Linked DNA regions of Mus musculus: region 1 is linked to region 2. The links are chromatin loops, found by intact Hi-C in ENCODE. Cell type or tissue: gastrocnemius. All regions are shown on one strand. Links, peaks and the distances in the headings refer to the core of each region. The heading gives the core; the rest is flanking DNA.

What was found. A loop is a pair of places that touch in the nucleus more often than their neighbours do. Peaks named below come from ENCODE experiments on the same cell type or tissue, not always from the same donor. Only the 100,000 strongest peaks of a DNase experiment are listed, where the experiment ranks them.
Region 1: it touches region 2 in a loop (2.0-fold over the local background); 2 of 42 quality-filtered maps call a loop at or near these places.

The regions. Positions count from the first base shown.
Region 1 is chr6:145,966,657-145,980,387 of GRCm38, reverse strand. Gm32838 (a long non-coding RNA gene) reads right to left here and starts at 11,491. Exons shown (of 4, transcript XR_001785421.1): 1 at 11,258-11,491. Gm38928 (a long non-coding RNA gene) reads left to right here and starts at 2,900. Exons shown (of 3, transcript XR_869599.2): 1 at 2,900-3,716; 2 at 3,838-5,540; 3 at 6,094-6,457. In gastrocnemius, for the core only: a CTCF peak has its summit at 10,603 (motif pointing right); DNase peaks (open chromatin) are centred at 10,639, 11,976 and 12,094; H3K4me3 peaks cover 359 bases; H3K27ac peaks cover 2,914 bases.
Region 2 is chr6:146,261,016-146,276,601 of GRCm38, reverse strand. All of the region lies in intron 37 of Itpr2 (inositol 1,4,5-triphosphate receptor 2), which reads left to right. Among named protein-coding and RNA genes, the nearest start is that of Gm35596, 49 kb to the right of the region's middle. In gastrocnemius, for the core only: no CTCF peak of the experiment used is centred there; DNase peaks (open chromatin) are centred at 4,156, 5,288 and 6,240; H3K4me3 peaks cover 405 bases; H3K27ac peaks cover 2,934 bases.

The sequences.
Region 1 (13,731 bases), core at 8,616-13,615, 300 kb after region 2:
TGTTAAGGGTGTGTCTGTGTTACAGCTAGAGCAGTCATGTTGATGGATTAACATTCCTCTATAACTTCCTTCCTCTAAGATTTTTCTCTTAAAGGGAAACAGAATATCACACAAGGAAAGTGTTTCTAAGCATTTCATGGTCGACACCCCAGAGCACTCAGTTGCTTTGAGTCCTTTCAAAGAGTGGGTCTTCTAGGGTGTCACTGGTCTCTCAGAACAGAGAGACTGTGGTTAAATAAGCTAACAGAATGGGGTTCCTGTCTGGCCCTCTGAGGGAGTCCTGTGCCCTTAGCAAATATGGATAACCATGCCAGTGGTGATTCCAGGGTTTTGCTTCTTCAAGCCAAGCTGTGCCATCTCTTACCAGGTGTGTGTGTGTGTGTGTGTGTGTGTGTTTGTGTTGCATTCAGTGGGAAATCATGCCAGATTTTTTTTTCTATCATGACCCATGACATCATGTCTTAAAGGTCGGCTTTGAAAGGTCAATGTCAAGTATGACATGTGCAGTGCTGTTCCATTTTAAGCATTAGTTTTTATTAAAGGGATTCAAAGAAATGCTCACATGTTTCCCAATACAGCCTTTCCTTTCATACTTCTGAGAAAGTATCCATCTCTCTAAATGTCAATTTTGGAGCAATCATCATCGATAGAAAATGTTCCCAGGAGACTCAGGGATTAAAGGCCTCACCCCCTCTGAAACGCTCAGAGATAGACTTGGAGGAAGTGATTGGATCATGGGTGTTCTGACAATGTCAGAGGAATAACCTGTCACGGAGTCATGCCTTTGGTGACCTCATTGGGAAACAGTAGAAGCTACGAGGCTGGGCCTGGATGGAAGGAATGTGGCACTATGACATGTCTACAGTGTTATGTGTCTGGCCCCTGCCTCTCACCTCTCTGCCTCTCAGGCACCATGAGGTGAGCAGCCCACCTTACTGCATACTCTTTGCCATGATATTTTACCTCACTGCAGTCTAAAAGCAACCAAGAGAGAGGCTAGAGAGAGCAGTCAGTCATGAAGAACACAGGCTGTCCTCCAGAGGACCTGGGTGTGATTTCCCCCACGCCCACATGATGGCTCACAACCTCCTGTAAGCTCCGTTCCAGAGGCTCCAGTGCCGTCTTACTAAACCCATGAGCCACACAAGTAGGAGGTGCACAGACATACTTGCATGCAAAGCGCCCATATACGCAAAATAATCAAGTTCTATAGAAAAGAATAAGATAGCGGGCCATAGGCAGAAACCTCTGAAACCGTGAACTAAAATAAAGCTTTTCTCCATCAAGTTGCTTATAACATGTATTAAAAAAATCACAATGATACAAAGCTAACACAATAAATTATGAAAACACATTTTCCCAATCTGTACTAGTTATTTTTCTCAATGCTGTAACAAAACAGTTCAACAAAATCGACTTAAGTATAGAAGAGTTAATTTTGGATTGTGACTTAAGGGTGTATTGGGGTAGGAAAGAGTAGTGGTCGGAGCAGGAGGCACTAATCACGCTGTGCCGTAGTCACAAGAGAGGCGGGCACTGGGTCTTGTCTCCACTTTGTTTGGTCTGACACGCTCCCTTTTCAGGCTGGCTCTTCCCTCCCCACATAACTTTACAGATACACTGGTGTGCGCTCTCCCCCAGGCGTGTCTCCTGGGTGATTCTAAGATCCAACCAACTTGACAAAGAACCATCTCATAACCCAAACCAAGGATGTCTTCCGTGTGTGTGTGTGTGTGTGTGTGTGTGTGTGTGTGAAGAACCCATGTGTGTGCTAGTATGTAAGTACACATGTGTCTATTACATGTATTACACAGAGGAAATGAGCTCTGTGGCCCTCCACAGCTACTTGGAATGGGAAACGTATCCTGAGTGGTGCCCAAACCACTAACCACAGTGCACAGTCCCTTCGTGACCCCATCAGCACTGCCTATGCATTCCCCTCTGTAGTCTGTAGCATTCCCATCTGTAGCACTTGCCCCTCAGACACAATGCTCTGGTTCAGGAACCTCATCACCTTTCTATTATCTCACTTTCGGTGCATTTCCTATCACTTCTAGCTGGAGGGCTGTGGTTAGAATCCATCATTGGCCAGGACTCACAAGAGACCCGCCCCCTGCCGGTTTTCACTCACCTCTCACCTTTTCCCTAAGACACTATTCAGCACAAGCTTTGCAGTGAGCCACAGGACTAATGTGAGACTGTGGGCTAACTAACAGCTCCTCTGCTCCCCATTCCTTCCACCCACCTCAGTCTCCACTGGCCCAGCACAGCAAGGGTACATCGTTTTGATCAGCTCTTCCCACAACATGTACTTGGAATGGGAAATGCATGAATAATTGAACAGTCCAGGCACTACTGCTGATGTGTAATAGAAGAGTTTTTGGGCAGTGTGACTAAGCAGGCTATTACAGAGATACGGCACTCACTCCTACAGAGACGCTCTGTGAGGGACTACTTCAGTGAGTCATTCTGGGTAAAGGGTGAGGCAAGGCCAGAGATACAGTTGTGGGGACGGCTTCCCTAGCTCCATTTTTTTTTTCCTGCCTCAGAAGCAAAGAGCTGAAATAGAAACCTTTAGCTAGGCAGGAAAGGAGACAGGGAACAGCAGGAGCCGGGTCCCATCTCTGCCCCAGACTGAATTACTTCCATTATTGCTCAATTTGAGTTAGGGTAAAAGCAGTTAGATTGTATTCTTCAGTGCTTTTCTCGCTCGCCTTTCAATAGATATCTGAAGTCTAGAAATTGATATAATTTAAGTTAATGAAAGGAAATCTCAACAGCTGCATTGAATTTCATACTATCCTTTCCCTCTCCCTGGGTCCAGCCTCGCCCAGCCCCTGTGGCCTCCTGTCCTGTAGCCAAAGGCCCCAGTGTGGAGTGGTAGAGAGACTCTCAGGCCACAGTCAGCCTCCCAGCTGAGCCCACATGAGTCACTTGCTAAGATAAGCTGGAGCCAAGTATTTTTTTTTTAATTTATTTTTAAATTGAACAGGTGAAGAATGTTCCTTAGCTGTTCTGGAGGGACAGTGACAGCCAATGACAGCCAATGACAGCAATGATGGCCAATGACAGCAAATGACATCCAACACTGGCCAACAATGGTCAATGACAATCAATTTCTCATCTGCCTCCTGGCTCCAAAGCCTGCTGTTCTAGCTTTACATTGCTTATTTGGCTCCTCCCTGGAAATAGTGGGGAGTGGGGGGGAGATCTGATATTTTTTGGAAAGAGTTTGTACAATGAGCACAGCCCACCATTTTCCAGTCGATGTGTATGTTGGCTGTGCTGCCTTAGTGGTTGTAAAACAGAGAGACAATAAAATCAGAAGCAGGAGATGTTTTCTGCAGCGTGAACCTCGGGACTCCTGGATCAGTTTCTTTTCCTTCTTGCCATTAAATGGCCCTCAGAATGAATCCATGTCAGACTAGTTCACTGTCGTTGGAAATTTTATCTAGGTCCCCGTGGTGGTTGGAATTGGAAAGGACCCCGTAGACTGAAGACTGACACCATAGGAGGTGTGGCCTTATTGGAATAGGCGTGGCCTTACTGGAGGGAGTATATCACTAGGGGATGGGCTTTGGGGAAGCTCAATAATTCATCTCTTCCTGCTGCCTATGGATCAAGATATAGAGTTCTCAGCTCCTTCTCCAGCACCATGTCTGCCTGCAGCCACCATCCTTCCCACCATGACAATAATGGGCTAAGCCTCTGAAACTGTAAGCCATCCCCAATTAAATGTTTTTTTTTTTTTTTATAAGAGTGGCTGTGGTTATGGTGTCCTTTCATAATAGAAACCCTAACTAAGGTGATCTCTCTTCTACTTTTTAATTGTCTTAGGCTCCAAGTGATACCTCCTGAGTGATCAACACAAGGCAGAAGGATGGCTACAGCAGACATGTTTCCTGTTTCCCTACTTGACCTCTTCACACAGCTGAGAAAGGCTGGCTTGGGGACCCCTGAGCTCCTTGGAAATCCACAGTCATTGTCCCCTAGAGGACCTTTAACTTTGACAACCAGACAACCAGAGGCACAGTGAGGCACCTTTGCAGGAGGATCCAGTGCCTACTGGCAGCATGATCAAAGGCTAAAAGCCAACCCTCCTTCTGCAGATGGACAGGGAGGAGAATTGTCATCTCTGGTCACAGCTCTGCCCCTGTAAGAACAGCAGGACACACTGGCTTCAGAAGGTTCATGATAGCCAAAGCATAGATTTTCAAAGGCTGGAGTCATCCAGACATATTTCTGAGGCACAGTACTCTAATTCTGCTGTTTAACGAGGGGTATATTCATCTGAGTGCCGGTATATGCGGACATGTGTTTGCAGGTGCATATAGAAGCCAGAGGACAACTTCCAATGTTCCCCGGGCACTGCCTCCCTGGCTTCATGAGACAGAGTCTCTCTTACTAGTCTAAGCCTTGTTGGCTGGCTGGCAAATGAGTCCAAGGGTCTGCCTGTCTAAGTCCCCTCAGCCCTGGGATTCTAAGCACACGCCACCATGCCTCCTTGGTTTGTTTAAGCCATGGATCCCAGGGTATCAAACTCAGCTGCTTCTGCTTTCAAAGCCAGTACTTTAATTATAGAGTCATCTCGTCATCCCCTGAGATTGCTCCCTATATTAAGTGTAAGCAAGTCAGAGCTGTGTGCATCGCGTACAGGTAGAAGGAGAAAAAGGACTGTGGTGCCACATCCACAGAGAACTGCCTTATCTCTCTCGGCCCCCATCGTTCATCACAACGGAATCCTCTCTCCTTGCATCTCTGGACCAAATCTTCAGATTCAGATATGGGGTGGGAAACAAGACTGGTAAGGGAGTCATGATAATAAACGTAGTTTGCACTCTTAGGATGTTCCAGACGCTCTTCCCTGCGGGTGACAGACGGTAGCCCATGTAAGACCCCCAAGGCACTCACAAGGCACCTATACTCTTGTCACAACACCCTCCTTTGATGAGTGATGGGACTTAGGGTAGTTGAGGATTCTGTCCAACTGCAAATAGCTAGAAAATGGCAGCAAAGCCTACACAAGGGCTCAGCAAACGGACCAGGGAGACTTGTGTTTTCAGACACAGAATCATAGTGAAGCTTGCTGGGGGCGGGGTCAAGTGGTGGTGGTGGTGGTGGAGTCACGGGATGGTGGTGGAGCCATTGCAATGTGTCCATGCTGGGAACACATTCCTGCCTCTTAGAGATCCCCAGTAGTAGATGCTGCCATATCTCACCACCCTTTCCAACTTACACTCTAAAGCACTAGGGCTGGGACAAGATGGGGAACGTCTACTTAACTTTCTTTTATTTTAAAAGAAAAAGAAAACAAATGAGGGGAAATGTCCGAAGATTAATGACTAGTGTCCACATAGAAGAACCACCGAGACCTTGGAAGGCACATGGCTGACACCGTGTCCCGGGAACACAGACCAGGAACCCTGAGCTTTCTGAGAGTGACGGTGCCCGATTTCAGCTCCCAGACAAACAGGAAGACACTTTAAATTCCCAAGGATTTCAGCTCCCAGACAAACAGGAAGACACTTTAAATTCCCAAGGTAAAGTAAAATAAAGGAAAGGAAAATCATGGCAGATTTTAGCATAAGTCTACACTGGGTAAGCAGGGTAAGGTTGAAGCTGGATGACCCTGGGCAGACAATCTCCACTTTCTCCTGTTTGATCTCGTGTAAAATAAACGTGTCAGGGTAAGAGTCTTCTTGCTTTACAGCCTCGATATCAGATTGCGAAGTATCTTTCTCCCGTTAAGAAAAGTGGTATAGGAATTTGCTAAAGAGATTATAATAATATTTCCTTTTGGTTTTGTTTTGTGTTTTTCCCCTCAAATCAAATATATATATATATATATATATATATATATATATATAGAGAGAGAGAGAGAGAGAGAGAGAGAGAGAATATTAGTAGCAAGACCCAAACTTTAAAAAAAAAATCTCTTTTGTTTTATGTCCAGGTCCCAGCTATACCCCTCATATATAAATGGGGGTGTAAAAAAGAAAAACATTGTCTCTAAAATATATGTATTAAAATCCAGTAATTTCATTAGACCCTCAACAGAAACCCCTCTCACCAAGCAATTTGTGACCCCTCCAGGAAATCCTGAGTGCCCCGTGGAAGTATCACACTCGTTCCTTCGTGTGGCCTTCTGTTATGGTGTGACCATGAAGACCATCCACAGGCCTGTGGTCAAGCTTGATTGCCAGCTGATGGACTTGGGCATGTGATTGGGTCCTAGGATCTCTGACCCAATCAACGAGCTGAGGCCTTAACAGGTTCACAGTGTGATGTATGTAAGGGATTGGGGAGCAGGAGGCAGGGCCCCTTGGAGAAAGTGAGTCCGTGAACGGTGTGTTCTTGGGGACTAGATCCCACCCTGGCCTTTTCCACACCCTACTTCCTTGCTTCCTGCCACCTTATCCTGCAACCATGACAACCATGATGCTGAGCTTCAGCCCGGGACCAGAACTGACAGAGTTGGCTGTGGCATCCACCATCACTGAAATCAGAAATTAAAATAAACCTTCCTTCTTTGAAGATGTTGATGAGAGGCATGGGTGGCGTGCTGCAACATAAACAGGGGTAGGAGGAGGGAGGAGGGGAACCTGACAGACCCTTCCAAACTCTCTCAATCAGAAACTGCTGCTGTGTTCTGGGAGAAACAGGCATGAAATGCTTGTGTGCGGGTATCTAAGGGTTTTCGTGCCACAGACCCTCCATGGATCCTCCTCTATAGTCTGGTTTTGAAAGAAAAACAGAGGCAGAAAGCTCTCTTGGTGTGGGAGGGGCAGAGCTTTGGAGTGGTAATGGTGTGGTATGCCCTTTGACCTTTTGCTGTTTGCTCACGGTCAGGTCAGAGCCATGAGACTTCCCCTGAAAGCAATGGCTTCTTCCCTCCATTGCTATACAGTGATGTGTTAGTGTCTATTTTTAATTTACAAGCGTTCTGCAAGTCTACAGCGGATCTGTTTTAGCTCCTTGGAGTCTACAGGATGTAAATGCACAACCCTCCACATTTAGATTCTGACAGACAGGACTGGTATAGTTTGCCTCTTGCTACAAACCATAGTGCTCAGGGAAGGCAGTGTAGCTTTAAGCAATGCTTTAGAAAGGGTCTCTGGGACTCCAGGGCCGTCTTGACTGTCTAGATGGGAGACTGCAAAGCCCAGGAGTGATGGTTTGCCCAGAAAGGTCCTTAGTAGGGCTTTTACAAAGAGCTGCCCCACTATGGGGTCTGAGTTACCACTGCTGTACAAGGTCCTGGGACAGCAACAACAGTGAATAAGAAGAGGGCGACTGTGTATTAGTTCATTTCCTGTCGCTGTGACAGAACAACAGACAAGTGTGACTAAACACTGGAGAATGCGCGTTGACTCATGCTTCAGGTAGGGAGAGAGTCGACAGGGAGGGAAGGCAAGGTAACCAGAACATGAGACAGATGGTCACACTAACTCAGGAGTCGGGACTCAAGAGTGGGGCATGCTTATGAAGTCTCCCCATGACCCACTTCCTTCAGAGAGGCTGTACCTCCCACAGTTCCACAATCCACCCCCCCCCCAAAAAAAAAAACAGCATTACCAACTGAGACCAAGTGTTTCAACACCTGAGCCTATGGGCAACATTTCACATCCAAACCATAATACTCCCAGCTGGGTTTGAAGACAAAGGCCCATATAATCCATGCAAATGTTTCACAGATCTCCCAGGTCTCCAGAGCAGAGGCGGCAGGATGTCCTTCCATGCAGCTGTCCCTAGACTCCCTGAAAGGCCTTTGGAGTGCTTATCTAACAAACAGCCTCTGCACATTTGGTGCGGCATGGCTTCCCAAGGGCACTGAGCCTCGGGCCTTCCAGATGCCAGGGCTTGGAAGCATTGGTTCACTTTCTTCACTGATTAGAAAGCATGTCTGAGTTAGGAACACAAGACAAATCATCAGAATTCCACGCAGTGTTTTCAGGGAACAGAGAGAGGAGTTGCCTTGGTTATCCACGTCAGAAGACAGAAACTAGCTGTGGTGGTGAGTGTTACTATGGCCTTCAGGAGTTAACAGGGCTTCTCTGGCTTCCTGCTGTGTCTGTGATTTCAACATGTAGATGGTTACCACAGATCTCTTCACCACGCCATCATCACTGTATTGGCCAGGGAGCACTAAGGGAACAGACTAAGAACACACAATCACACCACACACACACACACACACACACACACACACACACACAAGATTTACAGTGGCTTCCATAACACGGCCCAGCTAATCCAACAATGGCTGTCTCTCACTGGAGAGCTAAGAGTCCTGTAGTTTCTTGGGCCATGAGGCTGGATACCTCAGTAGTTCTAGAATGGTCTAGAGGATTCCTAGAGAGCTGCTGGTCTTCAATCTATATTGGAACCCTTAAGAATTCTGCTCTAGGTTCTAGGGAAAGATAAATCAGTGGTTAAGATCACTGGCTGTTCTTCCAGAGGACCAGAGTTCAATTCCTAACACCCACATGGCAACTCACAACTATCTGTAGTTCTAGTTCCAACGGATCCAATGCCCTTACACAAACATATATATATGTTGTGTAGGCAAAAAGCCAAAGTGTATGAAATAGAAATAAATAAAAATTTAAAATGCCACTGTAACTTAAAAAAAAAAAGAACACAAGAAATAAAAAATAAAGAATTTGGCTCTAATTCGGGTGAAGGAATGCCTCAGCAACAGGGTAGATGAACTTGCCAATAAGGATGAGGGCCAGCAGGCAAAAAGCAGTTTCCTTCACTCATGTCCTTTTATCTGGACTTCCAGAGGAAGGCAAACACCCTTCCAGAGGAAGGGTGAGTCTTACCACCTCAGATAATCTAAGAAAATATCTCACGGGAGTGACCAGTGGCTTGTCAATATGCTTTAGTTGATTCCGGATCAAGTTGACAGATGGCTGTCACAGTCACCATCAACAGCAGCATCCCCATCACCGACTTCATCACCTTCATCAACATCCTTCACACAGTGCAGGCTGTGGCCATTACTCTAAGTCATCTTTATCACCCTTCAGGTGAGGCCCAAAAAAGTGGTACAAAGAAATTAGTTGGTCTGCCCAAGCTCACACAGGAATTCAGACTTAGACAGTTTCATTCCAGAATTATCACAGAACGACTGTCAAGGATGGCCACTTAAGCTCATATACATAGAAGGGAGCCTCCAGATACCATCTGCGGCTTTCCCAAGACTAGATAAGGAGACACATGCTTTTGCATATTATTCTTATGTGTTAAAACATGCAGGCTACATGAGTGTTGGTGGCACACTCCTTTAATCCCAGTACTCGAGAGGCAGACAGGCTGATCTCTGAGTTTGAGGCCAGCCTGGTCTACAGAGTGAGTTCCAGAACAGCCTGGGCTACACAGGGAAACCCTGTCTTGAGAAAAATAGTACATGTACATATGTATATGTGTGTGTGTGTGTGTGTGTATGTATATGTGTATATATGTGTGTGTATATGTTTATGTATAGATATACATATATGTATTTATGTATATAACATACATATGGATATATGCAGACTATTATTAGGCAACTACATACTTTATAAATATTACTATTTAATAGTTCTACTGAAATGATGCATGTTATTTCAAGTTTAGTCTTTTAATAAAGTCCCTTAAATCCATGATTTATTTATCTTATCTTTACTATTACCTAAGTCAAAGTGCTTTTGAGATAAGAAGAGAATGTGGAACAAAAAAAAGAAGGGATAGGGTCTGGGAAGTTGGTTCAGTAGCTAAAAGTGCTGGCTTCTGCTCAGTGGACTGGGTTCATTTCCCAGCATGCACATGGCAGCTCACAACCTTCTGTAACTTGTTAAAGGGGATGTGATATCCTTTTCTGCCCTCCTGACCCACTGCCTTTACATGGTGCACAGGCACACATGCAGGGGGAACACCCACACATATGCAATAGGAAACAGATTTAAAAAGAGAGACAGTGAGGGCATCCGACATCTCTGTTGGCTTGCTAATTCCCTTGATTTGGGACAGTAGGTGTTTTCATAGCTCTTGGGTGCTGTGTGAATGAAACAGCTACAGAAAGAGCTGCCATGCCATGGGAGGGGTGTTCCGAGGATGGTGCCTGTCCTCCAGACATAAACATTCCCCGAGCCCCCCACCCCACCCCACCCGTAAGGATCTCTTCTGTGTTACACCCATTCTGTCAGGAGCTTCCCACTCACGTCTGCTGACCCCTTCATAGCCGGACAGCAGGGAATCTCTAAGACACTTCCCCAAGCAGGGTACAGCTCTACTAAGTAGCCCATGCACATGGACGAATACCAGTTGTATTCAAATAAAACAAAAACAACCAAACTACCTCCTGCTAAGTGAACTTCAACTTGTCAGCAGGAAAGAAGGTATCAAAATCAGCAGACTCCCTCGTATAGTACAGGGTAGATGCTCCAAAATTTTACCCTGTAAAGTATGAGGTTAGCTCCTGCAAGAAGCTTCAACCTTCAACAACCCTTGAGAAAAATCTTTCTTTTAACATGCAAATGGGGAGATTCATTTAGCTCTCCATTTTTAAAAAAATGTACTTAAGAGTGTGTCTGTCTGTGCTGGTATATGCGTTTGGATGCCTGCAGAGGCCAGTAGAGGGCGCTGGATCCCCAGGAGCTATCAGATACGAATCTGGGAACCTAAGCCTGGACCTCTGAGAAAGCAGACAGCACCCTTAACTCCGAACCATGTCTCCAGCCCCCAAGATCTCTGTTTTGAAGCTCAGTAAATAAATATGACAAGCGGGAGCACATTTGTCCCCCAAATGCAGCCCACTCCACCAGCCCTGAAAGCCTTGCCTAGGATCCCTTGTCATTAACAGGAATGAGGCACACTTCTGCCTGAACCTGGTCACTCAGATAGCTGGTCCCAGAAGAGAAAGAAATAACGAAGGCCTGCAGTACCCTGGGAAGACCAAGGTCTGTAGGGGAAGAGAGAGCGGCCACCTATTCTCCCCGGCCCTCAGGAGCCCCTCTTCCTAGGGCTTAGGCAGCAGAAACTGATGGAAATGTCACCTGCGCATGTTTGATTCATGCAGGTCTCACCCCGCCTGTGCTGAGAAAGCTTCTTGGTAACCACACACAAAGGTCCCTTTAATTTTTAATTGAATCCTACGAGGTCTTGTTTTTTTTTTTTTTTTTTTCTGGAGGTGCCAGCTTACAGTAATTACTAGAATCCCCAACAGGGCCAATCAGAGATTTGCAGAAAATAAAAGTGGATGAAGAGCCCTTACCCAATTGGCTGCTGTCACTTCGCTCTCAAGGCTCGGAAGATTCAGGGCAGAGGTCACAGTTCTTGCCATCATGAGCTATTAATAGGAGTCGTGAAATCAACCCCTGCCTGGCAAGATAAGAGAGCCTGATTATATCGCCTGGGTATCTCTTCTCTGAGGGCCAAGACACCTCCCGTTTCATCAGCTGTTTATCAAAATCAGATTATAAAGGAATAATCAGATCAGAATTGTTTATGCCCGCCTCGGTCTTGAGTTACAAATGGCTTTCCTGTGCGGCCTGAACGAAGTGAACCACCGTGACCTATGGGTGAACCTGCCTTTGTAGTCCCTGCACCTTGTACTGAACCTGTAATTCCCCAAAGACCACAAGCATTAAGCCTGGCTGTTGATTGCTGTGAGACAGGTGAGGCCGGTTCCAAGGGCTGAGGAGATGCGGGCGAAAGATTCTATCTTAGTGATAAGTCATAAGTCAGTAAGAGGTTGTTCTGAGTGCTCCCAAGTAGAAGACAATGGAGCATTTAGTAGGTTCTGGAGTTACGTAAGATGGCGTTTTCCAAACAAAGAGGAGGCAGGACACTCAGCCAAAAGAACTGAGAGTACAGGAGGTGGTGTGGTCTGGTGGTTCTAGGGAGAGATGTGGGGGCCGAGGCTTCCTGGGTTCAGCTTCCAGCCGAGACTCTGACTCAGGGGGAAGCAGAGCCAAGTCTCTTGGCTTGAGGCAGAGGCTGTAAAGCCAGGGGAGACAAAAACCACAGGTCTGTGCTCATGGACTGGGGAAAACACATTTTGGGAATTAAAAAAAAAAGATCACTCTGTTAAGTTACAGTTTGGGAGTTTTTCCTGCTTATTGGCTGGCATCCCCCTCTGGGCTGGTATGGAGCCAGGCCAGCATCTGAGGGTGTTCTGTGTGAGATGAAGAGAAGCCCTGGGGTCTGAGAAAAGTCAGTCAACCTTGGTGTGCTTTCAGCAATGCTCCTGGAACCAGACAGGGGCCAGGAACTACTGCATGAATTCTCCCCTTCAGTTCACCCTCTCTTCACAGTAAAAGCCCTCTGCACCGGAGTGAGGAACAACCCCTTCCCCTTCATTTTCTGGTCGTCTCCTTTCAATAGGTCACTCTTATAATCAGCAGCCACTTTAGCTGCGGGCTGATAGCACAGTCGTGGCTGGTGGGAAACAGTCTCCACGTCCCACCATCTCTGAAGCTCTGTCAAAATTCTGGCCAGACAGAGTAGGCGGCTACCTACATGGTTGGGTTTAAAGCAGCTGGCCAGGTCTCCACTTTCTGGCATCCACGATTCATTTCTCTAGATCTGAAAAATTTGTTGGTCTTTAGGAAAAAAAAAATCCGTAGCTATTAATGTGTAGCTGGCATTCAGGGGAATCTCTATATTAGCCACTAATGCTTCACAATACCTTATCAGAGAAAGGAGAGGCAGGTTTTCCAGGGGGCGTGGGGGATTCATGTGTGTGTGTGTGTGTGTGTGTGTGTGTGCGTGTGTGTGTGTGCTCCTGTGTGTGATATGTACAAAATCACTAGAAGACTGCAGAAATCCCACGGAGAAGAGAGAATCAATCCTCAGGTAGAAATACCCACCTTAGTCATTTCCCCCAGTTATCTGGAGCAGCTTTTGACACTGTGTGGTGGGTGCAGGATTTGTTCCAGGGACTTCGCTTTTGCTCTAACTCAAACCAGGCCAGACAGAATCCAGGTTTCTCTGTGGTTCCCTCATCCAGCCCCCAAATATGCCTAAGATGTCACACCCCTACACACTTTTCCCCCTGGTCCAACTCAGTGTTTGAAATCTTAAGTTCCCTGTATTTAAGTGAAGGAAGCCCTCTCTCCCTGGAGAACTATTCACCCTCTTTTTGTCATTTTGTTGCCATCTAAACATCCCCAAAAGATGAAAGGCACACAGGAAGAGGCTGCCTGCGGAGACACAGCCCCTTTTGTAAGAGTATATGGATTCTACCCTGGCTGGAAGAACTTAAAATAACTTCAGTCACACACTTTCCCATCTGGCTTTTTTGAGTTTGACAGTTTGCCTGCCTGCTTCACCGACTTCAGGTCCTCTCTGGACACCAGGGGTCTAAGAGACTCACGTCTAGGAAGGTGGAGGAGACAACTGGTGGATTCACAAGAAAACAGTCACCTCTGGTCACAGCGCTTATTCCTTGAGTCAGTCTCTTGACAAGAACCACACCTGACCAGGCAGAGACAACACCATGACCATTTCCGGGGAGAAAGGTCAAGAAAGAAGTTCAACTGCAGATGGAGACACCTCACCTAGAGAGCAGTAGTCCCATGCTTTTAGGTCCAGAGTCTACAGAGCCTCTTGTTCTTCAGTTTCCTACTTCAGTGTTAAGTACCAGCCTGCATTGCCCAGATGAGACTCTAGGCCTGCTAACCCATCTGCAGCCACAGAGGATGGGTGGCCCCACCAAAGCTTGGGGTCCCTGGAATCTTGAAGTGA
Region 2 (15,586 bases), core at 3,597-8,596:
TACAAAGTACATGTGGTCTCTTCCATAAAGATGGGTTCTGTTGACTCAGAATCAACGTCCAGTGGTCTTGGGAGAATGACTGAGAGAAACCTAAGAGTGTGGGGGAGTCAGGAGTAACCTAGCTGGCCCTACAGAGAGTGCAGATCCCCTTAGATTCTCAGCATTCTGAGTGGAAGACAGATATACATCTCCTCCGTGGAGGATACAAGTCTGTCACATTCTTGGTTTCCGCCGTGCTGATCTGTGAGTCCGTGGACCAGTCAAGAGAAGGCACTTTGCAGGATTGATAGGCAAGAAGATCTTGTGTGGACGGTACCACCAGCAGATGCTCACTGTAGACAAAGCTGATAGTAGTGCTTCCAAATAGAACCATGGCCCAAGCATGTGGATCAGATGGTCTAAAGTGTTCTGAGGCCCCTGGGTCTGTCTCTGAGGACTCTAGTGAGTCATCGAGAAATCAGCTAGTGTTCTGGTCTCATGTGAATGGGGAAGCAATAGTTTACTGCCTATGTACGCTACGTACAGCTATGTACAGCTATGAGAAAGCAGATCTTCACTCAGTGTTGCTCTATGCAGACCAACAGTGACATTCAAAGTAAATTGAAGGAATGGAGTGTGTGTGTAGGGGGTGTTTCTCTGTGGCAGAGTACATACCTGCCATTCAACAGGTCCAGATGTAGCCCCCAGTGCCACTCTCCATATGGGAGTAGGTGGGGACAGCATCAGATTCTTGCTACATCAAGTCTTGCCTGTGGCATCTTACGCACCTGGGTGCCCACCTTTATCCTTGTCCTTAATGCATATGACTGGGTCAGATCTTAGAGTCATTCCGCAGCCCCAGAGTGTTGACAGCTCTACTTCTTTTTTTTTGTTTGTTTGTTTTTTTGTTTTTTTTTTGTTTTGTTTTTGTTTTTTTGAGACAGGGTTTTTCTGTATAGCTCTGACTGTCCTGGAACTCACTTTTGTAGACCAGGATAGCCTCGAACTCAGAAATCCACCTGCCTCTGCCTCCCGAGTGCTGGGATTAAAGGCGTGCACCACCACGCCTGGCAGCTCTACTTCTGTTTACATGTATTTGTTAGTGTTGAGGTTTGGTGAGCCTGGTTCGGTTCCTTTCATGTAAGACTTGGATTACAAGGGTTGTTCAGGTGGATATCAAAGCATCAGCCTTGTTACACAACACGTGGAGCCCCAGAGGTAGGTCTGTGTATTGGCAAGTATTTTCATGAGACTCTAAAACATCAGTGATTCCAGGCGCATGTTTGAATTGAAAGAGATCTGACCTCCTTCCTTGCATGCCAAAATTGAGCTATCCCAGAATCCCATTGCTCGGTGGTATCTTGCATAATAATGTGTCAGAACTTGATACCTGGAGACAACGTACCTCTCTTACCACTAAACAAACACTAAAGGCTTTCTTTGAACTGTGGTACCATGTCTGGAGGCACCAGGAGGCACTGACTATGGAGGCAAAAGGAGTCTGCACACCCGTGCAGGATGCATGCCACGTGACTTCCAGTGGAGACCAAATTCAAATTTAAGACTGTACCACCCACTAGGTGATTTATGTTGGAACAGGGCTGGGAAGCAGATTGGTTAGTCAGGAACAGATGTTCCACACTGGTTTGGGGCAGCCAAGATTTTTTTTTTTTAAGATTAGATTTTATCATTAATGTGTGTGCATGTGTGCATGTGTTTCTCTGTGTTGGTTTGTGCTGTGAGTGCAAATGCCTGCACAGGACAGTTGAGGGCGCTAGACCCAGAGTCACAGGTGGTTGTGAGCCACTGATATGGGTGCTGAGAACCAAACACAGGTTTTCTATGGGAGAGTAGCCAATGTTCCTAATGGCTGAGCCAACTTTGCAGCCTTTTGGCGTCTATTGTTAGGCTTGACTCACCAGACTTGAATTACTGAGGGAGAGCTTTCACATCTATGGATGACTATCTTGATTATTAGCTGATGTGAGGGTCCAGCCCACTGTGGGCAGCACCATTCTCTAGGCGGTGATACTGGGCTATGTAAGAAAGCTACCTAGGCATGACCCTGGGTGCAAGCCATCTATCAGAATTCTCCCGATGGATTGTGACTCAAACTTCTCCTTGAGTTTCTGCTCTGACTTCCCTCTATGATGGATAGTGGTCTGGAAGCTGAAATAAACCATTTCTTCTGTAAGTGGCTTTTGGCGGGTGGAGTTTCATGTCAGCAACTGAGAGGAGGCAAGGCACATGACCTCCCAATTCCTCTGTCCCCACGTTTGTGAATGTCAGTCTGCTCTTTCTGTAAAGGTTGTACAGCATGTCTTAACTCATGTCATGTGCCTTTTAGTGCCCCACAAGGGTTTTCTGTTACTGGTCAAGAGGAATTCACATTTCTTACCAGATTCCATAGGGCCCAGCATTCCGTCGAGCATCCCAGCCTCTCTCTCCTGTGTGACTGTCCCGTGGTCACATGTCCTCTCTCTTTCTTCATTGGTGCTTTTTACATTGTCTGTTCCTTTTGCCTGGAATGCTGTTCCTATTGTAGTCCGTGTGCCTGGTTGCTTCTTTAGAGTCACATCCAGTGCCTCTCAGGGTGAGCCTATCAGACACAGCTCCTCACTTACTGTCTGTCTTAGCGAGTTTCAGAGGATGTCCCTTCTGGATCACTTCTGTTCTTGTAGTTATGTGTTTCCTCAATGACAGTGACTTTTATGAGACTAAGAACCCCGTGCGTTTCTTTGACTGCAATGTATACAAAGTGTCCTGGACTCACCTAAGCCAATGAAGAATGTAGATTCTATGATGAGAAAGAGGACAGAGCAGTCTGCATGAGGCGGAGAGCAAGGAGCTGGAGACTGTTTGGTACTGCAATGGGAGCCAAGACTCCTGATTCATGGATGATGAATCCCAGCAGGAATGTTGACAGCGATGGACTCAGAAGCTGGGTTCTGGGTCTGGCAGGGTTATACTGGTCTAACTAGGTATAAATTGTGTCCCATGAATGGCTCAGGAATGGAGAGAGAAATGACACTTTGAAGACTTAATTCTTATTGCTTTATGTATAGAGGTGTCTTGCTTGTATGCGTGTATATGTACCATGTGTATGCAGTACCTGTAGAGTCCTAAAGAGGGCATGGCATCCTGGGAACTGGAGTTACAGAGGGTACCCAGCCACCCCGTGGGAGCTGAGAGTTGAACCCAGGCTCCTGAGCAAGAGTAGCCAGTGCTGTTAACCACTGAGCCGTTTTTCCAGGCCCATGAGAAGAGCTAATTTTAAGAAGTAAGTCTTATAGGCCTTAGGGTCACGGAAAGAGAAATATCCTAGAAGATGGGGATCACTGCCTAGGATGGAGCACAGGCAAACGTATGCACACACCATGCTCAGGATACAGTTTGCCGTGTGTTGAGTTTCCTGTTTGTGAGGTATGGAGGCTTGTTTCTGTCATCCTGGAGTATAGATTTGGAGAGTTCAAACTATCTTCCCAAGGTATGATAGTCAAGGCTGTGAGAGTGGAATTCATCCCTGAACTTACTGGCTTGGGGGTTTTGATGAGAGCTGGCTCACTCTTTGAGGTGTACCTGATGTGATGACGTTGGTGAGCAATACCCAAGACAGTGAGGTCCGTGGAAGAGGACTGTAGCTGTCCAGACCGGAACTTCTGAGATGTATTTGAGATATATCTGATCAAGGATAACTTTGTATGTCTGTCATAAAACCCAAACTAAAATGTATCAGACAGAAGGTATAGAAGAGAGGGCGTGGAGACCTGGGCTTTGGAAAGCTTTGGTGATGGGCAGGCCATAGGGACTTGAGGATGCTGCTCTCTTGCTGGTCCCTGTCTTCATGGCTCACCTCCTGGTAGCAATATTTACATTGAAATCTTTTGAAAATCACTTACTATAGTGGGTGCTGTGGAGGAGGACAACTTTGTGAGTGAGGCTGGATTAAGCTTAGGTTTGAACCAGGCTTACTTGCCTATCTTGTCAGGCCTGGATTCATTTTTTAAGCATAAATTATTTGCACAAACTAATAGCATTATTTGTGACATACTTCTGAGTGTCTATAACATATTTTGGTTGCTCCAACTTCAACACCTGTGTATATGGCCTCCCTGCCTCCTTAGATGTCAGTGGGCAGACCATAGAGCAGGGCTACAATTGAGATGCAATATCACAAGTTACCAGTAGGCGTCACTGTTCCATAAATGATGTCTCTTGGAGTAGCTGAGTACAAACCTTTAAATTATATAAATGTTTTCATTTCTTCTCATTGATACTTTGAATTCTCACTATATAATTTTAAATATTCAAGCCAGGTGAGATCAAAACTGTTTCTACCTAAATCTAGTTCAGGTTTTATTCAGAATTCTAGTCATTGGTGTTATTTTAAACAACTCTTCCCCTGTTTAATTTTAGCTACTGTAATATTAAATCGCTTCCTTCGGTATTACTTTGGTATTTAATAAAGACATAGGTGCATCTTGGAATCCTGAAAAACACATGTTTGTCACTTCTTCTGTGTGTTTGTGGGTAGTCTCTGCTTTCTCTTCATGTGTCAAGTTCATACCATCGCAGGTTGCCTGCCAAGCTCTTGTTTTTGAAAATAGCAGGCACACATTGATTGCTTTATACCTGGGTTCAGGATCTTTGTATGTAGATAGACTTTTTTTTTAGAATGAGAATTCGAATACAGAAAAGGATAGGTGTCCATTTGGCATTCAGTGCTTTTTCACTAGGGCCCAGCATTAGCATAAGAGAAGGCCTGGGGGTGCGTAGATGCTCAGTCACATTCACCACACTCATGTGAGCTCAGCGTTAACAGAGTAGCATCACCAGGAAACTAGATATACTCATGATATCTCATGATAGTGCGTGTTCTGTCCAAGCGCTGGGAACAAACCATGTGTGTCTGGAGTTAGTTGTTCCTTGGGGCTCACATTTGGAGAAACACTTATGATTGACAATTGGTTATACTTACTATAACATCTTAAATAAATTATCCCAATGTAGCCACAATCTAAAAGTTTATTTGAAAGGGCAGGGGGAGAGTTGTACAGTGTACATTTGACACCTGCTTTTGCTGTGGCTTGTGGTGACTTCTGTCCTGATATGATCTGTATACAGTGTGATCACTTTTAAAAAAGACCTCTCCCTACTGGTAGGCAGGAAACCGTGTCTTGTGTTCACTGCCAAGAAAGTCCCCAGGCACATGACAACACATGTGTACACTGCATATCAGAGCTGCAGGGTGTGGTTGGAGGAGACACGGACGGCTGAGCCACTGAGGCGGCTCTGCCAGCAGCAGCCTGTGGTTATGTAACTCCTGCAGTGTCTGGCGCTGTGCTTCACTGGAGACAAGTCACGTGCTGTGCAATGCCATTGCCTGAAATTCAGTTGCTCTGAAGGATCCGTGAGTCTGCGTGAGAGAAGCTTTGGCCGCTCTGTACTAGAAAGCAGATGTTGATCGGCTGCACATAACTGATGAGTGTGCACACTAATTCCAGCAAGGACATTTGCTGTCTGTCTGTCTGTATCTCATTATGCTCCTGAAGAGAGAAAATTAAGTATTATGTAATACGGACAAATAATGAAGTGGAGGGAAGCAACTCAGTCCTCCTCACTAGAAAAACTTGTCCCACATCACTTAAAAATATTTTTATGATGATTCAGCAATTAATGCAACAACAACAACAACTATTCCTACTACTACTACAAAAGTAACATACTGGACATTATTTTTGGGAATTTGTGTAGGTAGCAACCAGTATTTTCCCCCAATGCGTGGTCTATGAAGGAAAAAGGAAATTTGCAAATTTTAAGGAACATTAGTGAGAAAAAATTAAATTATGAGTTCAAGTGGACTTTTCTTTTTAAAAGATTTTTATTTTATCTTTGTTTGTGTATGTGCATCTGCATATGCAGGTATCCACATGGGCCGTGGAGGGTGCCAGACCCTTGGGGCCTTTGTCCTTGTGGGGCCATCTTTCCGGCTCTTCAGATAACCTAGAAGGTTATCTGAAGTTAGAAACTTTGGGCAGATTTTACTTTCTTTGTGAGAGTTGTGGAATTGGGACCAGTCAGAAATTCACCCTTATTATATGGCTGAGACTTCAGATTGCATCTCTCAGAAGGAGATCTGGAGTCTGCAGGAAGGCAGCGGTCGGTCGGTGTAGGGAGAGAGGCTGAGGGTTCATTTATCTTCCCTGGGGCCTCACAGAGAACCCAGAATACAGCCAACTTGGGCTCAGCTCTCCTGACCGCCTCTGGCTTCCTGCCTGCAGGATTTCAGCAGTCAGACCGATGCTAATGGCTGTGAGTAGAAATCAAAGGCCCTGAAGCCCAGACTCAGTCCACTCTGCTGTGTCAACAGGGATTAGCTGTTCAGTTCTGTGATTTTGGGTAGGTTCCTCTTAAACTGTAACAAAACCAATGTTGTTCATTTTTTTCCCTCTTGCAAAAGGTCTTTTTATTTTTCTCTTATTCGTTAAAACCTCCGGATGGGAGTTTGTTGAAATCCCCATTTTTATTCCAACCTTATCGTACATATGTGGATTCTGCGTGTTGTTTTCTAACACACTCAAAATGAGATTATAACAATCAGCTCTTTCATAGATGATCTGACTTAGGCGGGACATTCGACACACGTGTGTGATTTACTTTCCTGTCAGCAGAATGCATGTTTGTAGGAGGCATGATCGTTCCACTGGACCAAAGGGTAGCAGGGCAGGGTTAGGCTGCTAGTGGTGATGGGATATGGGTTTCAAACAGACCATTGAGTGTTTCACATGTCTGTGCAAGTGGTCCACACCAACAGTGTGCGAGCGGTTCACACCCACGGCTGCAATTTAGGGCAATGCTGATTAATTATCCTTGGGATGCGGGTCCCAGGAGGTCTGCTTTTGATTTAATTTATCTAATATTCATGTGCATGTGTCTGGTGCACATGTGTGTATATGCATGTTTGCATGTGTGTGGTGGACTCAGGCTTGCATGGGTGCATGCGGAGGCTGGAGGTTGATATCAGGAATCATCCCAGCTGCTCTTTCATACCAGACACAGGTTTCTCAGCCAGACCCGGAGCTCTCCCGAAAAGGCTAGTGTCTCTCAGCTTGTCCTGGGGGTCCCCTCTGCCTTCTGAGGTTGTAGTTACAGCTCACCTGCCACACTTGTCTTCCCGAAAGAGTCTAGGAATCCAAACTCCAGCCCTTACACTTGCATAGAGCACACACTAGCTGCCTAGACAACTCCCCAGCCCCAGCGATGCTCCCTAGGTGGCTGTGATGTGAGACTCATGTCTACTTCCTGTCTAATATTCTCACCTTCAGGGACAGCATCTCCACACCTCTATTTATGCTGTGCTTCTGATGTGGATGGATATGTTTGGCCCTCCTGTGGGTTCTACAGAGTGAAAACATTTAAAAGAAAAATTGAACCAAATAGTACTTTTTTTTATTATTTTTTATTCCATAAAGAATGTAGAATAGGGATTGGAGAGATGGGTCACTGGTTAAGAGTACTTGTTTTTGCAGAGGACTGTGGTTTAGTTCCCAGCACCCACATGGAGGCTCACAACTGCCTTTAACTCTAATTCCAGGGGATCCAACTCTTTTTCTGACTTCTGCATGTTCCTGTATACACATGTGTGCTCACATACACGCATACACACACACACACACACACACACACACAATAATAACTCAGAGACAATTTCAAGTTTACCAGTGAATATATGTACGTTATATGCAAAGACCATGCTGTTAGGCCTCCAATGCAGGTATGCACACACACACACACATATACAGCATGAGTGTGCGTGTGTGTGCACATGTGCTTATGCCGCTCATCTTATATATTTAACCAAACTACACATAACTTATCCTTGTTGTTTCTTGGCAAAAGCATAGTAGAAAATATCTCTAGTCAAGACAATCATAAGCTATTCTGCGGCTAACACAGTGCTGGTGTTCTTTAATAGCTGAATGGCATGTGCTATAAAAAGGCTAGCTAGCCTCCAGGTCTGCAATCGAGACTCTCAGTATAACTTTGTTAATGAGCTGGTGATGGAAGGGCAGCTTGTTATCCTCAGCTACTGTGGTTTTCCTCTTACATCTTTACGCAGCAATAAAGGAGCTGGCTGTCCTGCATCCTTCAATTGAGTCTGGCTTTTTGTTTATTTCTTTTCTTGGCTTTATTTAAATGATAATGCAGATCCAATAAATGGCTTTGGCCAGGACTACCTAAGTCTCCTTCTTTCTTTTTTCTTTCCTTTTTTTAAAAATTAAAATTGGTTATTGTATTTATTTACATTTCAAATGTTTTCTCCCTCCCCAATTTCCCCTCTGCACCCCCCCATCCTTCCTCTTCCCCCTTCCCTTGCCTCTATGAGGGTGCTCCTCCACCCACTTACCCACTCCTGCCTCACTGCTTTAGCGTTCCCCTACACTGGGGGCATCAAGCCTTCACAGGACCACGGGCCTCCTCTCCCATTGATGCCAGATAAGGTCATCCTCTGCTACATATGCAGCTGGAGCCATGGGTCCCTCCATTTGTACTCTTTGGTTGATGGTTAATTCCCTGGGAGCTCTAGGTGTTTGGTTGGTTGATATTGCTGTTCTTCCTATGAGGTTGCAATACTCTTCAGCTTCTTCAGTTCTTTCCTGATTCTTCCATTGGGGTCACTGGGCTTAGTCAGATGGTTGACTGCAAGCATCCGCATCTGTATTGGGCAGATGCTGGCAGAGCCTCTCAGGGGGCAGTTATACCAGGCTTCTGTCAGCAAGCACTTCTTGGCATCAGCAATAGTGTTGGGGTTTGGTGTCTGCAGATGGGATGGATCCAAAGGTGGGGCAGTCTCTGGATAGCCTTTCCTTATATTCACCATCCCCCATACTTTGTTGGCAAATGATTATCTTGTTTTGCTTCCAATATTTATATTAGAGGCGGCTATTGAGAAAGCAAAATTAAATCTGTGTTTCATGACTCCCCAGCATCATGAATTAAACTTTGTGAGTATTGCAGAGGGATCTGCATACAAGGAATGAGCTTTAAAATGGTCGTAGTTAATACCAGGGCCTATGGAGTTACTTTGCACAAATGTACTTTTTCCTGAGAGTGTGCCCACAATGGTGCCCCTAGCACACGACAACAAAGGGTTTGAGTGGCAGCCACTAAGGTATATATATATATATATATATATATATATATATATATATATATATATAAATTTCAACTTTGGTATTTGTACCACATAATAAATAAAGAGCAAACCTTAGGGTCACAAGTCCCTTCTGGTCAGTGCCAGCACCGGGTCACCTCGGGCGCGGAGTTGGCAGACACCCCTAAAGTCCCTAGAGGACTCTCCACACGATCTTAGGACCTCTGGTGAGTGGAACACAACTTCTGTTTCAATCCAATCGTGCGGGACCTGAGACAGCATTAGGGAAGCAGAAAACTGGCCTGACTAGGGTCACAAGTCCCTTCCGGTTGGCTAGAGTATCTAGTCACCTTGTGTGTGGAGTTGGCAGCACCCCCACGGTCCCTAGAAGACTCTCCACGTGATCTTAGGACCACTGACCAGACAGCCCCACGCTCCTCAAAGGAGACACCATTTTCAAATACTGTAACCTGCCCAGGATCTTTGACAACAGAATCCCAGGATAAAAGGAGCTTGGTCACACCAGTATTTCAGGGTCTCAGAGGAACTTGACTGCCAAGAACTCTGACACACCCAGAATCTCAGGTTCACAGGAGCCCACAAGCAAAGGATCACAGAGAAAGCTGGACTCTGAGGAGTCCTGAATCAACTGGGATTATAGGAAGGACAGGCTCCAATCAGATATATTGAGGACAGCAAATACTTGACATAATCAGATGGCAGGAGGCAAGCATAAGAACAGAAGCAACAGAAACCAAGGTTACTTGGCATCATCAGAACCAAACTCTCTCACCATAACAAGTCCTGGATACACCATCACACCAGAAAAGCAAGACATGGATCTAAAGTCACTTCTTATGATGATGATGGAGGACTTTAAGAAGGAAATACAGGAAAACACAGGTAAACAGCTAGAAGCCTTTAAAGAGGAAACACAAAAATGCCTTAGAGAGTTACAGAAAAACAATACCAAACAGGAGATGGAATTGAACAAAACCATCCAGGATCTAAAAAGGGAAATAGAAACAATAAAGAAAACCCAAAGGGAGACAACTCTGGAGATAGAAACCCTAGGAAAGAAATCAGGAACCATAGATTCAAGCATCAGCAACAGAATACAAGAGATGGAAGAGAGAATCTCAGCTGCAGAAGATTCCATAGGGAACATGGACACAACAATAAAAGAAAATGAAAAATGCAAAAAGATCCTAACTCAAAACATCCAGGAAATCCAGGACACAATGAGAAGACCAAACCTACGGATAATAGGAGTAGATGAGAATGAAGATTTTTCAACTTAAAGGGCCAGAAAATATCTTCAACAAAATTATAGAAGAAAACTTTCCATACCTAAAGAAAGAGATACCCATGAACATACAAGAAGCCTACAGAACTCCAAATAGACTGGATCAGAAAAGAAATTCCTCCCGACACATAATAATCAGAACAACAAATGCACTAAGTAAAGACAAAATATTAAAAGCAGCAAGGGAAAAAGGTCAAGTAACATATAAAGGCAGGCCTATTAGAATTACTCCAGACTTCTCACCAGAGACTATGAAAGTCAGAAGATCCTGGACAGATGTTATACAGACACTAAGAGAACACAAATGCCAGCCCAGGCTATTATACCCAGCCAAACTCTGAATTACCATAGATGGAGAAACCAAAGTATTCCATGACAAACCCAAATTCACACAATATATTTCTATGAATCCAGCCCTTCAAAGGATAATAACAGGAAAAACAAAAAACAAACAAACAAACAAAAAAAACAATACAAGGACGGAAACTACGGCCTAGAAAAAGCAAGAAAGTAATCCTTCAACAAACCCAAAAGAAGACAGCCACAAGAACAGAATGCCAACTCTAACAACAAAAATAATAGGAAGCAACAATTACTTTTCCTTAATATCTCTTAATATCAATGGACTCAATTCCCCAATAAAAAGACATAGACTAACAGACTGGCTACACAAACAGGACCCAACATTTTGCTACTTACAGGGAACCCATCTCAGGGAAAAAGACAGACACTACCTCAGAGTGAAAGGCTGGAAAACAATTTTCCAAGCAAATGGTCTGAAGAAACAAGCTGGAGTAGCCATTCTAATATCGAATAAAATCGACTTCCAACCCAAAGTTATCAAAAAAGACAAGGAGAGGTACTTCATACTCATCAAAGGTAAAAATCTTCCAAGAGGAACTCTCAATTCTGAATATCTATGCTCCAAATGCAAGGGCAGCCACATTCATTAAAGAAACTTTAGTAAAGCTCAAAGCACACATTGTACCTCACACAACAATAGTGGGAGAGTTCAACACCCCACTTTAATCAATGGACAGATCGTGGAAACAGAAACTAAACAGGGACACAGTGAAACTAACAGAAGTTATGAAACAAATGGATTTAACAGATATCTACAGAATATTTTATCTTAAAACAAAAGGATATACCTTCTTCTCAGTACCACATGGTACCTTCTCCAAAATTGACCATATAGTTAGTCACAAAACAGGCGTCAACATATACAAAAATATTGAAATTGTCCCATGCATCCTATCAGATCACCATGGACTAAGGCTGATCTTCAATAACAACATAAATAATAGAAAGCCAACATTCACGTGGAAACTGAACAACACTCTCCTCAATGATACCTTGGTAAAGAAAGGAATGAAGAAATTAAAGACTTTTTAGAGTTTAATGAAAATGAAGCCACAACATACCCAAACTTATGGGACACAATGAAAGCATTTCTAAGAGGAAAACTCATAGCTCTGAGTGCCTCCAAAAAGACTAGAGCGCACACACTAGCAGCTTGACAATACACCTAAAAGCTCTAGAACAAAAGGAAGCAAATTCACCCAAGAGCAGTAGACAGCAGGAAATAATGAAACTCAGGGGCGAAATCAACCAAGTGGAAACAAGAACTATTCAAAGGATCAACCAAACGAGGAGCTGGTTCTTTGAGAAAATCAACAAGATAGATAAACCCTTAGCCTGACTCTCTAGAGGGTACAGGGACAGCATCCTAATTAACAAAATCAGAAATGAAAAGGGAGACATAACAACAGATCCTGAAGAAATCCAAAACGACATCAGATCCTTTTACAAAAGGCTATACTCAACAAAACTGGAAAACCTGGATGAAATGAACAAATTTCTAGACAGATACCAGGTACCAAAGTTAGATCAGGATCAGATTAATGACCTAAACAGTCCTGTATCCCATAAACAAATAGAAGCAGTCGTTAATGGTCTCCCAACCAAAAAAAGCCCAGGACCAGATGGGTTTAGTGCAGAGTTCAATCAGACCTTCAAAGAAATCTAATTCCAGTTCTTCTCAAACTATTCCACAAAATAGAAACAGAAGTTACTCTACCCAATTTATTCTATGAAGCCACAATTACTCTGATACCTAAACCACAGAAAGACACAAAAATAGAGAACTTCAGACCAATTTCCCTCATGAATATCAATGCAAAAATATTCAATAAAATTCTCGCTAACCGAATCCAAGAGCACATCAAAACAATCATCCATCCTGACCAAGTAGGTTTCATCCCAGGGATGCAGGGATGGTTTAATATATGGAAATCCATCAACGTAATCCACTATATAAACAAACTCAAAGACAAAAACCACATGATAATCTCGTTAGATGCTGATAAAGAATTTGACAAAATCCAACACCCATTCATGATAAAAGTCTTGGAAAGATCAGGAATTCAAGGCCCATACCTAAACATGATAGAAGCAATCTACAGCAAACCAGTAGCAACATCAAAGTAAATGGTGAGAAGCTGGAAGCAATCCCACTAAAATCAGGGACTAGACAAGGCTGCTCACTTTCTCCGTACCTATTCAATATAATACTTGAAGTCCTAGCCAGAGCAATTCAACCACAAAAGGAGATCAAGGGGATACAAATTGGAAAGGAAGAAGTCAAAATAGCACTTTTTGCAGATGGTATGATAGTATATATAAGTGACCCTAAAAATTCCACCAGAGAACTCCTAAACCTGATAAACATCTTCAGTGAAGTAGCTGGATATAAAATTAACTCAAACAAGTCAATGGCCTTTCTCTACAAAAAGGATAAACAGGCTGAGAAAGAAATTAGGGAAACAACACCCTTCACAATAGCCACAAATAATATAAAATACCTTGGTGTGACTCTAAAGAAGTGAAAGATCTCTATGACAAGAACTTCAAGTCTCTGAAGAAAGAAATCAAAGATCCCAGAAGATGGAAAGATCTCCCATGCTCATGGATTGGCAGGATCAATATAGTAAAAATGGCTATCTTGCTGAGAGCAATCTACAGATTTAATGCAATCCCCAACAAAGTTCCAACTCAATTCTTCAATGAATTAGAAAGGGCAATTTGCAAATTCGTCTGGAATAACAAAAAACCTAGGATAGCAAAAACTCTTCTAAATGATAAAAGAACCTCTGGTGGAATCACTGTGTCTGACCTAAAGCTGTACTACAGAGCAATTGTGATAAATACTGCATGGTACTGGTATAGCAACAGACAAGTAGACCAATGGAACAGAATTGAAGACCCAGAGATGAACCCACACACCTATGGTCACTTGATCTTTGACAAGGGAGCACAAACCATCCAGTGGAAAAAAGACAGCATTTTCAACAAATGGTGCTGGCACAACTGGCGGTTATCATGTAGAAGAATGCGAATTGATCCATTCCTATCTCCTTGTACTGAGGTCAAATCTAAGTGGATTAAGGAACTCCACATAAAACCAGAGACACTGAAACTTATAGAGGAGAAAGTAGGGAAAAGCCTCGAAGATATGGGTACAGGGGAAAAATTCCTGAATAGAAGAGCAATGGCTTGTGCTGTAAAATCGAAAATCGACAAATGGGACCTCATAAAATTGCAAAGCTTCTGCAAGGCAAAAAACACTGTCAATAAGACAAAAAGGCCACCAACAGATTGGGAAAGGATCTTTACCAATACTAAATCATATAGGGGACTAATATCCAATATATATATAAAGAACTCAAGAAGGTGGACTCCAGAAAATCAAATAACCCCATTAAAAAATGGGGCTCAGAGCTAAACAAAGAATTCTCACCTGAGGAATACCGAATGGCTGAGAAGCACCTGAAAAAATGTTCAGCATCCCTAATCATCAGGGAAATGCAAATCAAAACAACCCTGAGATTTCACCTCACACCAGTCAGAATAGCTAAGATCAAAAATTCAGGTGACAGCAGATGCTGGCGAGGATGTGGAGAAAGAGGAACACTCCTCCATTTTTGGTGGGATTACAAGCTTGTACAACCACTCTGAAAATCAGTCTGGCTGTTCCTCAGAAAATTGGATATAGTACTACCAGAGAATCCCACAATACCTCTCCTGGGCATATATCCAGAAGATGTTTCAACAGGTAAGAAGGACACATGCTCCACTATGTTCATAGCAGCCTTATTTATAATAGCCAGAAGCTGGAAAGAACCCAGATGCCCCTCAACGGAGGAATGGATACAGAAAATGTGGTACATTTACACAATGGAGTACTACTCAGCTATTAAAAAGAATGCATTTATGAAATTTCTAGGCAAATGGATGGACCTGGAGGGTATCATTCTGAGTGCAAACTTTATATGCCTCAGTACAGGGGAACACCAGGGCCAAGAAGTGGGAGTGGGTGGGTAGTGGAGTGGGGAGGGGGTTATGGGGGACTTTTGGGATAGCATTTGAAATGTCAATGAAGAAAATACCTAACTAAAAAAAGAGCAAATCTTAATTATTATTAATATTGTATTAATTATCCCACTGGATTTGGGTAGTGCTGCTCATATGCTGATGGATGTGAGATGATACATGGAAAACCTAGTGGCTGCCATTCCCAAAAGAAAAGTGACTCTCCCTTCCCCAGAAGCCATCATCTTGGGGGTGGAGCCTTTGTAGCCTCTCTCTCACCCCTGATAGTATTGCTGACTGTCTTGATCATGCGCAGGTGACCATGGCTGCAATACAAGGCTGTGTCATGTCCAGAACCCCTCACTGCCTCTGGCTCTAACGTTCTTCCCAGTTCCAATGTTTCCTGGGCCTGAGGTTCAATGACTGAAGGAGGTGTCCTGTGCCCACCCAGCAATCTTATGACTTCTACACAAATAGTGGCAGAGGGCTTCACAGTCTGTTGAACCTTGATACTGGGCGAGTCAACTTTTCTTGCAAATGGACTAAATATTAACTTTGCATAGATGTTGGAGAAGCACATTCCATCCCTTGAATGACTGTCAGCAATGAACCAAATGCAGTCAGCGTTGGGAAGCTTGCTTGGGTGGGGTTACACACCTATAATCTCAGCGCTCAGGAGGTAGAGGCCAGAGGGTCAGAAGTTCAAGGTCCTCTTTGTCCACATAAGTAGTTTGACACTGGCTCCAGATACAGAAGAGTCTCTCAAAACAAAACCA